Linked DNA regions of Homo sapiens: region 1 is linked to region 2. Evidence: chromatin contacts called from ENCODE Hi-C data. All regions are on one chromosome and are shown on one strand. The core of a region is the stretch at or near the end of the contact, and the rest is flanking DNA. Distances in the headings are between cores, read along the strand shown. Region 1 holds the start of MTAP (methylthioadenosine phosphorylase). Region 2 holds the start of TTC39B (tetratricopeptide repeat domain 39B).

The links. Hi-C counts contacts between places; a loop is a spot of excess contacts on that map. Pooled maps may share reads with other maps.
Region 1: a loop to region 2 is called in a pooled map, with 4 times the contacts of the local background. The contact joins the promoter of MTAP here to the promoter of TTC39B in region 2. A Hi-C loop is called at or near these places in 6 of 50 pooled maps.

Annotation. Positions count from the first base shown.
Region 1 is chr9:21,799,940-21,806,037 of GRCh38, forward strand. MTAP (methylthioadenosine phosphorylase) reads left to right here and starts at 2,697. Exons shown (of 8, transcript NM_002451.4): 1 at 2,697-2,842. The coding sequence starts at 2,810. RefSeq lists enhancers at 1,576-2,206, 2,207-2,835, 3,330-3,539, 5,198-5,342, a silencer at 2,880-3,039 and a cis regulatory region at 5,270-5,271.
Region 2 is chr9:15,305,966-15,310,192 of GRCh38, forward strand. It overlaps TTC39B (tetratricopeptide repeat domain 39B), which reads right to left and starts at 1,251. Exons shown (of 20, transcript NM_152574.3): 1 at 1,119-1,251. The coding sequence starts at 1,160. RefSeq lists enhancers at 1-452, 1,016-1,578 and silencers at 816-1,135, 1,166-1,505.

The DNA.
Region 1 (6,098 bases), core at 1,447-3,946, 6.5 Mb after region 2:
GGGAGTTATGTGAGTTTCTTAGGCCATGACAACTTGCCAGCTTTAATACCTTCAGATGAGGATGGGTTACCAGCCAGCTTGGGCCCATTTTGTAGTACCCATCCAGGACAGACATACTGGTCAGGGGCAGAAATATAACAATTCAGTGGGAAAGCTGATATGGTTGGCTGAGGTGATACATTTCATGCATTTGTGTGAATACTTCCTCCTGAAGATTTGATGATTCTGGAATGGTTTGGAGACGACTTCAAAAATAACATGTTTAGTAAAAGGGAACTGTAGGACACTGAAGAACCACTGCTCAAGACCCAACATAGTCAGCTACTGGTGATAACCATTTCAGTACTTTGTTGGCTAGGACCTAGAAGTTGGGAAGACATTTATGAGAGATTATCAAAAAGGGAGAAGCTGTTGGAATCCTTATACTGTTTCATAATCAGAATTGTTGTAAGGTGACCTAGTTCTTGATAATTATCTTTAGAAAAGCAAGGGTACAGGTTAACAGAGGGGGATTTATAGGATAAGAACAGAAGGGCAGGGCAAAATCTATGTTCACAAATAGACCGACTCTCCTTGTCTTGTTGACATAGTAATCAAAAAGGGAGACCACTGAAAATTTTTGCGTATTCAAAATTATTGAAAATTTTGTCTTCCTTTTATTTTAGGGCTTGTTAAGAAAAAACATGACCCAAAATTTGGAAATAAGGCAAAAATATTACTGCCTACCTTTTCAAAGATACTGCACTAAAGAAAGCACTGTCCCACAGGACTGCCCAAGGGTTATCCAAGTCTGGGTAGCAAGGGGTCGTCTGATTCAGGCACTACCCTGAGCGGAAAACAATGGCCCAAGACCTCGACCAAACCCAGCTCTCCACCTGTTTTTGTACAGCTTTGAACTGAGAATGCTTTTTTACAATCTTAAGTGGTTGAGAAAATATCAAAAGTAGAATAATATTTTGTCACATGTAAGTTTACATGAAATTCAAACTTTAGAAGAATTTCCTCTTCACAGACATCACATCTTCAAGAGCAAATGCTTGAGCCCTAACCTGCAAGTTATAGTAGAAAAGTCCAGAAGTCCAGCCTGGTCCTCGCCAAGTTTCCAACTCCTATGCCTAGGGGTATTTTATGCTTACAGGATCTAACTTGGTTACAACGTCTAACTTTTAGCAGAGAGGCAGTGCTGAGTAGAAACTGGACTTGTTAACCATATCAAGTCACTTAAGTTGGCTAGGATCCCCTACTTAGGTAGCGGCCATAAAGCCTAGGGCATCCCTGTGCCCTCAATGGTTCACTTCTGAGTGGTGGGCTTCCTGCTCCTCAATAGAGCAATCGGCAGAAAGGCCCCTAGAAAGCTACATTGTCTTCATCCGCGAAGGATTCCCTGTCTCCTATTCCTCAAAGGAGCACCCGGATTCTACTTTCATTCTTCTTTTGCCATTGCATTTTATAACTTAAAAGAAATAGATGATTGTAACAGAAGAAAGAAAACTTTACATTGTGAGAAAATTTAGACCTAAAGCTTATAGTAATGTGAGGACGAAAGTCTATACTGTTTAAGTAAATAGGTTCTATGAGCAGCATCCAGGCTAACATCACACAGTGGTATTTTGAATTAAATTGTACTTGTGTTTTGTTTCCGTGTTTTGCTGCTGTAAGGAAAGAGGAAAGCATCCCCTTTCTCGGCCCTCCTCCCACGTCCAGGCTAATTTGCAGCATTTCTACATCTCAGAGTCCACCCTTAAGATCCTTGCCACCCATTATTTTGTTTCAGAACGCTTAATCCATCAAGGAAGGTTAAATTGGATTACCCCAGTAGGGAAGGGACGGGGGCTGTAAGCATGAGGGATTATCCCTGTAAAGGGCTCGTGGTGTGTGTGTGTGTGCGTCCTGCTAGTGTTGAATGACGGAGACCTGAGTTTGGATTCTGAATCCAGGTGTATTCGATGCCGCTCCGGCGTAGAACGGGTTAAAGATGCCCCCAGCCAGGTAGAGCCAGACTGGGAGTTGTGCAAGGTCTCAACCCCCTAAAAGCGGCCCCTCAAATTGAAGATGAGTAAATCATAGTTCGTAAATCAGAAAGATTATCCAGTACTACGTTACTCTGTTTATTTCCCTTTCGTCATCCCTGAGTCTTGGGTCAAGTCCATCCCAGCTCTGTCCTCCAGGAATCAAGGGAAATACGCAAACCCGCGGTGGGTTCGCAGCCGCAGGAAGGACAAATCTTGCCCCCGCCGCGGCGGCCGCCCCGCGTTAGCTGCCTAAGAGAATCTCCGTGGCCGGCCAGTACCCGCCTTGGTGAGGATTCTCCCTCCCGCGAGAACTTCTGGAATGCCGCCGGGCCAGATTTTGCAGCTGAGGCCTCCGACGCCACTAATATTGGGCCAAGCAGGGAGTGCTGCTCTTCCTTATAAGGTTTTAGCGAAAGTTAAGTAAGCCAATTAAAGTGCAAAACACACAGTCTGGAACAATACAGCGCTCTATAAATGGTCTCCATTATTATCATTATCCGTTAGTTATAACTGGGGATAAAAAAAAAAAAAAAACGACAAAAACCTGGAGAACCGGAAAGGTCTGCAAAAGGGGCGGAACGCGGGAACTTCGATTTGGGGAAGGGGTGGCGGGGGAGATCCCACACAAGCAGCCAATCCAGCTGTCCCGGGGAGGAAGAGGAGGAGTCAAGGCCCGCCCCTGGTCTCCGCACTGCTCACTCCCGCGCAGTGAGGTTGGCACAGCCACCGCTCTGTGGCTCGCTTGGTTCCCTTAGTCCCGAGCGCTCGCCCACTGCAGATTCCTTTCCCGTGCAGACATGGCCTCTGGCACCACCACCACCGCCGTGAAGGTGAGATGAGCCCTCCCAGCCGCAGCGGTTCGCCCTGCCGGATGCCTTCTCGCCCCCGCGCCGGGGGACCGCGCCTCCGGGGGCCATGCGCCCGGCCCGTGCGTCCCTTGCCGCCGCGGGGAGGGACTGGGGCGCGGCACTCGGGACTCACTTGCCGCGCGAGGAGAGGGTACGCTTGCAAATGATCCCCCTGCCGCACCGCCAACACACACACACACACACACACACACACACACACACACACACACACACACACCACCTTTTGGCTTATCTGCACCCGCACCCTGTAGGGCGTAGGCACCCCTTTAGAGAGAGAGGTCGTGGATGGGAGAGGCTGCACCCATGCCACCACCATTCCTGAGAACCACTCTTCTTCCAAGAAAGACACCCGGCTGGAGTCAGGAGGTGTCCGGGCGCCTGCAGCTTCTGTGACCGTCTCCTGGTGCCTTGCGGGACTCCAGCTTCCGCTCTCTGACTCTGCTTGTTGCCTGCGGCCCACGTGGGAGAACTGCTTACTTGCTCTTTTGTATGCTTCCGGCTTCTTTTTCCTCCAAACGTAGGCCTTCTCCGCGCTGAAGTTTTCCCCAGCAGCGTAATACTGTAAGAATTCTGAGACTTTCTTCGAAAAGGAGTACAGGCGTCCGTTTTTAGGGCTGCACTGTTTGGAGGCCTCTGGCTTGAAACTGCTTTGTTTTGCAGCCTTGCAAGTTAGAGTTCAATTTCCTTGTGCCCTAGGCCCTGAGAGGCCTTGATACAAGGGGTCATTGTGCGGTGGGAAGCTTTGTGCTGAGGAGGGCACGAGTTCTGAGAGTAGCAGCTGGCTTCCCTGGGGTTTTAAACACTTCTCTCCTGGTTAGTATTCCGAGAGAGAATTACAGCACGTAAAGAAAAATTGATGATAAAACTTAAGACCTCTTCTAGGCAGTTTATTACTGGCTAAGAATGCGTTCTTGTTTGATTTTTAGAAATTTTTGGCCTATGGGATAGGAAGGTCTGCGATCTTCTCCAAAGCATCTCGATTCCCTACACTCGACTGCAGTTTTCCCGGGAGAAGGCGAATTTCTGCGGTCAGTGTGTAATCAGCCAGATTAGTTTATTACGCCCTTGCAGGTTTAAATGAGCCACTTAGAATGAGAGGAATGGTGAAGGGTGTTGCATCCAGACTTATATATGAAACTTATTTTGTCATTTTGAAAAGAATCTTGCATCCAGCAAATATTTATAGAAGGCCTCTCCCCTGCCTTCATTGTTTGGCGGAAACAAGGCAGAAATGGTTTTCATGAAACTCGTGTGAAGTATGTGACTTCTCTTAGGTGCTCATCTATAAACTGAGAATTTTACTGCAGAATTTGCTAGGAGGGCTAGAATTATATTGTCTATGTTGCACATGGTAGAAGCTTATTAAGTGGTAGTGCTTATAAGTGGGGGAACTGAGATTAATTTTGAATGATCTTTTCCCCAAAAATTATTAAGTTATTGTGTTAGGTATCATTAGGCCACAACTTTTCACCTTATCCTTGCAGGAATACACTTCAAGCGCCATTAAAAATGGAGAAATGGTGTTTAAAACAGTCTTACTTTAATCTGGTTAGCATTCTCCCTGCCACAGGGTTTCCCTTCAAATTAATGCAGTGCATTTAAGTGCAGAATGGGCAATGGGATTCTCAGAGACCTGATGTAAATATTGAATAGTGTGTATTTTTGGTCTTGGCAAGCTTCTGGATATAAAATTAAGAGGTACATATGGTGCTAGGACTGCCTGCTGATTTCTCTTTTAATTTAGAACAGATGACAGCTTTGCCGTAGAGATTCCATGATGCCAGCACCGTATTCCCCAGACTTCTAAGGCAACATTCTGTATAGAAGATGTGAGGTGCCAGTGTCCAGAGCAAAATAGGTTAATAAAAACCACATCCTATTCCCAAATTATAGAATGATGGGGCTGGAGTGTTCCTTCAAGACCATCCATATAGCCACACAAACCCGTTTTGCGGGTGTAAAGTTGAGGCCCAGAAAGGTCAGCTAAGTATCCAGAATTACACAGCTGGACCTAGATAATGACAGAATTGGGCCTAGAGCCTGGCATTCCACCAACTAGATGTGAGGCATTTCTGAAATCTGAAGTGTGGTCTCTGCCCTGTTTTCTTGTGACCTAATGCACAATTAAAATGAGCACTTGATAGAATGTCCATCTTGAAGAGGGAGGCAGAGGGTATGCAGAAAGCAGGCTGCCTCCAGTGCCCACTGCACACCACCCAGGTATAGGTATAGGAGGCACATGTGTGTCTGAACCCCATTGGTGTCACTGGCAGGTCCTTTGAGAGGTTGCTGGATTTAAATACAGTAACATGTAACACACTCAGCCCAGTTCCAGGTACTCCTTTAATGTCAGCCCAAGTACCTCTCTTCTTAAAATAGAGATATTAACGGGGTGGATCTTAAATTCATTCTCAATTTTAGAGGTGCAGTTAACTCATGCAAGTGAAAGATTCCACTGAGTTTTGGATTGGCAGTATATTTGGCATATCTTTCAAATCTAGCCATCTACTGGTGGAATCCTATTCAAAAATATTTATTGAATACCTGCTAGACAATGGGGATGCAGCTTTGAGTAAGCGAGGCCTTTATTTATTTTCTTCAAGTTTATATTCTAGTCAGGGTGGGAAACCAACTGACATGAAAGTGAAACAGCAGTAAGATTCCATTGGGTGAGGGGTGTCAGAAAAGACTCCTAGGGAGGTGGATTTTAAGCTGTGCAGTAGTCTGCCTCCAAAATCTGTATGTTGAAACCTAATCGCCAATGTGATGGTATTAGAAGATGGGGCCTTTGGGCGTGATTGGGGTCATAAAGGTGGAGCCCTCATGAATGGAAGCAGTGCCCTTACAAAAGAGGCCCCAGAGAGCTGCCTTATTCCCTCTACTAAGTGAGAGGACACCATCTATGAGCCAAAACGTGGGCCTTCCTCAGACACTGAATCTGCTGTGACCTTGAACTTGCTAAGCCTCCAGACTATGAGAAATTTCTGCTGTTTATAAGCCACCCAGTCCTAAGATATTTTGTTATAGCAGCCTGAATGGACTTAAGCTGATAGTGAAAATAGGGATAAAGGGTAAAGATCCAAGTGAAGACCTGAGGAGAGAGATGGGGGTAGGAGAGCGAAAACCAAGATGTCGCAGAAGTGAGCTCAGTGTGGTAGGAATGGAAATCACGGATGCACAGTGAGAATTGGGTGGATGCAGCTCATAAGGCCATCCT
Region 2 (4,227 bases), core at 1-2,500:
TGTCTCTCTGTCATGCAGAGGAGCTGTAGTTCAGTTTTTGTTTTTTGTTTATTTTACGGAGCACATTTAAAGTATAGTCTTCCTTGTCAGGAGATTCCTGGCACTAAAGAGATGGACGGGAAACTTAACCGCCTCCTCCAGATCGTCCACTATTGCATCATTTGAAACCAAAGCCTTCTAAAGGCAGCGACTCGCACAATTCAAGTCAGGTAAGATGGCAGGAACAGCAGCTGTGGGTGCTGGCTGCTGCTGGAGCCTCGGTCTCAACTTCAAGAGCAGGGAGAGCGCTGTCTCTGGAGTTGCCAGGTGCTGAAATGAATAGTCAATAAATCAACAGGTCCGGCGCGCTAGCCCCTGGGTGCTCAGGCCCGGGCGCGCCACGACTGAAGGAGTGGCTAATTACTCAAACACAGTTGAAACCAAAGGAGGCCGGAGTCGGTTCTCAAAGTGGTTTCCCTCCGGCCACCACCGACTCTGAGGACCTGCTAGGGGAAGTGTCCCGGCCCCGTGGAGGGAGAGGGAAGCACCACAGCCTGGGCTGCGGCTCTAGCCCTCCAGCCCCAGCCCCTGGCAGCCCTGCCCTGCTGTCGCGGCAGGTACCCCTCTACTCATTGTTCCTCAGGCTGCCCCCTCTTTTCATCAATCGTAAGCCTTTCGGTTCTGCCACCAGGAAACTTCCATAGAAGGTGAGATTCCCAGGTCGAGGGATGATTCCACGAACACCCAGAGAGCCAGTGCCAGGACTTCAGGGTCAGACTTCGTAAAGCCCAGGCGTCGCTGGGCCGGCCCGGAACAGCTCAGAGCTGCGGGTCCTATGGTCCCGCGCCCTCACGCCCATCCAAGTGCTGGCAGGACGTGGGTCCTCCATCCCCACGACTCGCGGGGCCGGCGCTCCGAACCTCGGCACTGCGTCCGCTCCGCGCGCCGCAGGGACCCTCCTAGCTCCAGCGGGGACAGACCTACCAAGGCCGGGCGCCCCCACCCGGCGCCCGCCAGCCCACCCCAGAGAGGGGACCAAGGGGGCGGGGCCTCGGCCGTCCTAGCCGGGCTCACTCTTCTCTCCCGGACTCCTGTCCAGGGCTTCAGGGGCCGGGCCCGCAATCCCCATCGGATCGTACCTCGTCCGCTTCCAGCTCCGCTCGGCTGCCTAAGAGCGCCATATTCCTCCTCTGGCTGCTGCCACCCAAAAACCAAGCAGGGAACTCAGAGCCGACTCCTGCTCTCGGCTCTGGGCTCAGCCCAGCGCAAAGGAGGGCAAAAGGGGACGGCCCGGCGCTCCCTCCGGGTCTCGGGCGGGGCCTGAGTGCAGCTACTCGATTTCCCCGCCCCCGGAGCCGGCAGGCCAGCACAGCATCCATTTCCTCCCCGGACGCCGCGCCGCTGGCCGGGCCACTTGCCCGGCCCCCAGCGGGCGGCAGCCCCGCCCAAGTGGGTGGAGTCACCTCCCAGATAAAGTTTCCCGGTCTGGCACGCCCTCTGGGAGGGTTTCCTAAGCTTTCCTGCCGCCTGTTCTCTGCGGTGGCTGGGCACACCTGGAAAGAAGCTAGAGAGCGCGGGCATGACGAAGCCAAGGTCAAAGCAGCGCCCCACCTGGGGTCCGTGGAAGCATCCACCTGGTCTTTGGTCCGGTGCCAGTCCTTTTCCCTCGCCAGGTGGCCACCGCATCTCGCAGATGGTGTGGCCTGAGGGCAGCCTTGGGTCACGGTCACTGGTCCCCGAGAGGCCTCTGACACACCACCCACCTGGACTGTAGGTGGAAGGACTCTGCTTGCTTCTGTGTTCAAAAAATAGAAAAAAACGCGGGACAGAGATTTATACATATTGGAACTCCTCTACTTCCCCCTACCCGGACAGTGTATTCTCCCCATAGCATCCTGTATTTTGTAACTCCAAACATAGGTGTATAATTCGTGCTTGAACTATAAACTCCATGGGGGTAGGATGCTATCTGTCCTCTTCAAGACTGTATCCCCAACACCCAGAACAGTGTCTTGCACATCGTAGGTGCTCAACAGATATTTGTTGGCTGAGTTTAGAAACTGAACCTTGCTTCTGACATGTAAAATAACTGGAAAATTAAAAGCTAGATCTTTAAGAGTTTGGGGGAGAGAGGTCAGATTTACTTTACATACAGAAAAATGCACCAAGTTAAATGTGTGATTCAGTGACAAGTGTTTACAAAGCATCCCAGTCATAATATAGAACATCCTGAAAAGTTTTCTGTGACCCTTTGCTGTCAATTTCCTACCTCCGCTCCCTAGCCTCTGTCAATCACTGATCTGCTATCAACATCGATTTGCCTTCTCTAGAATTTCATATAAATTTAATTAGAGCATGTGGTCTTCCATGTCTGGCTCATGAAAGGCTATTTAATAGTCATCCAGTGATAACTGTAAAAACAGCTAATAGTTCTTGAGTCCTTACTATGTGCCAGGACTCTACTGAACCTCTTGCATATAGTATTTCATTTATTCTTCATAACCCCATAAAGTAGGGTGCTGTTCTCTTTCAGATGAGTAAACTGAGGCTCAGAGAGTTCAAGTAATATGCCTGAGGCCAGACAGCAGTTAAGTAAGTAGGGATGCCAGCATCTGAACCCCAGCAGTCTAACTCTAGGGCCTAGCTGATAACCATTGCTTTGTACTGTACTGGCTCTAGCCACCCTCCCTCTCTTTCTTTCTGTGTCAGTAGAGCAGTTGTCTGTGCAAGTCCATTACATACATTTTCAGTGAGTCACTTTGCATCCTTAATACTTGCTGTACAATTTTAATGGCTTGGCATGTACTTTTGTACTAGAATAATAAAATGGTTTCTACAGCAGAAACATTGAAAAAATGGGTTAGATCGTGTGATGGTTGCTCAACTCTCTGAATTGTCTAAAAATCCTTGAATTGTGTACTTACAATAGGTGGAACTTATGATTATGTAAATTATATCTTAGTAAAGCTGTTTTAAAAAAACTAGCTGACACAGGCTAGGTGTGGTGGCTCACGCCTGTATGGGATTACAGCACTGGGAGACTGAGGAAGGAGGCTAACTTGAGTTTAGGAGTTCGAGACTAGCCTGAGCAACATAGCAAGACCCAATTTCTAAATAATAATACTTTTTTTTTTTGAGAGACAGTTTCACTCTCATCTCCCAGGCTGGAGTGCAATGGCTCGATCTTGGCTCACTGCAACCTCCGCCTCCTGGGTTCCCACTAATCTGTAAATTGCTTAGAAGGAGGCACTATCTTATTCATCAGTGCAGGTACTCAATAAAAAAGCTCCAGGTGCAGTGGCTCATGCCTGTAATCCCAACACTTTGGGAGACCGAGGCGAGCGGATCACGAGGTCAGAAGTTCGAGACCAGCCTTACCAACATGGTGAAACCCAGTCTCTACTAAAAATACAAAAAGCAGCTGGGCATGGTGGTATGCGCCTGTAATCCCAGCTACTGAGGAGACTGAAGCAGGAGAATTGCTTGAACCCTGAAGGCGGAGGTTGCCGTGAGCCGAGATCGTGCCATTGCACTCCAGCCTGGTGAAAAGAGTGAAACTCCGTCTCAAAAATAATAATAATAATAATACTTTTATTATTTAGAACACATGCTCTGAACACTTAGAATCAGATGGACCAGAAGAGACATAGAGTTTGTTTAATTCCAATACCCTTGAAAGTTTCCATTCCTTCCCAGACCCCCAACCCACTCCTACCTCCTCCTATGTTTCACTTTCTGAGGCTAGAATTCCTATCCAGGTCCAGATTCTACTCTGTATTACTCATGCATGGTTCTGTTTTTCAAAGTTCATTGGTTCCTGAATTGATAGCACATCCTTTTGACATGAAGCCATCTCACTGGTAGCTTCTTCTCCCATATGCTGTTATTCTGCCTTTGGAATTTCAACTCTTCAAATTTTGAAGAGATCCAAACAAACTTCGCTCTAATTAGTGACAGAATTATGTTATAATGAAAATCGAGTACAATTTTTCAAAAATCTATACTTATAATTGAAGCTTGATTGGTGTTTTTGTTGTTGAATTTTTTACATATCAGGGATCAAACCTGAAGTCTCGTATGTTTTAAATTCACGGCAGGAGATAAGCAACATTCATGTTTCAATTATAAACACTGAATGAATAAATGTATTCTAGCCACTGGAACGTCTAATCAAATTTGCTTTGCTCAGGGCAGCTGTCAGCTTTGCCTATACAAGAGTGATTTTATCGTGAATCACAAATATAAAAG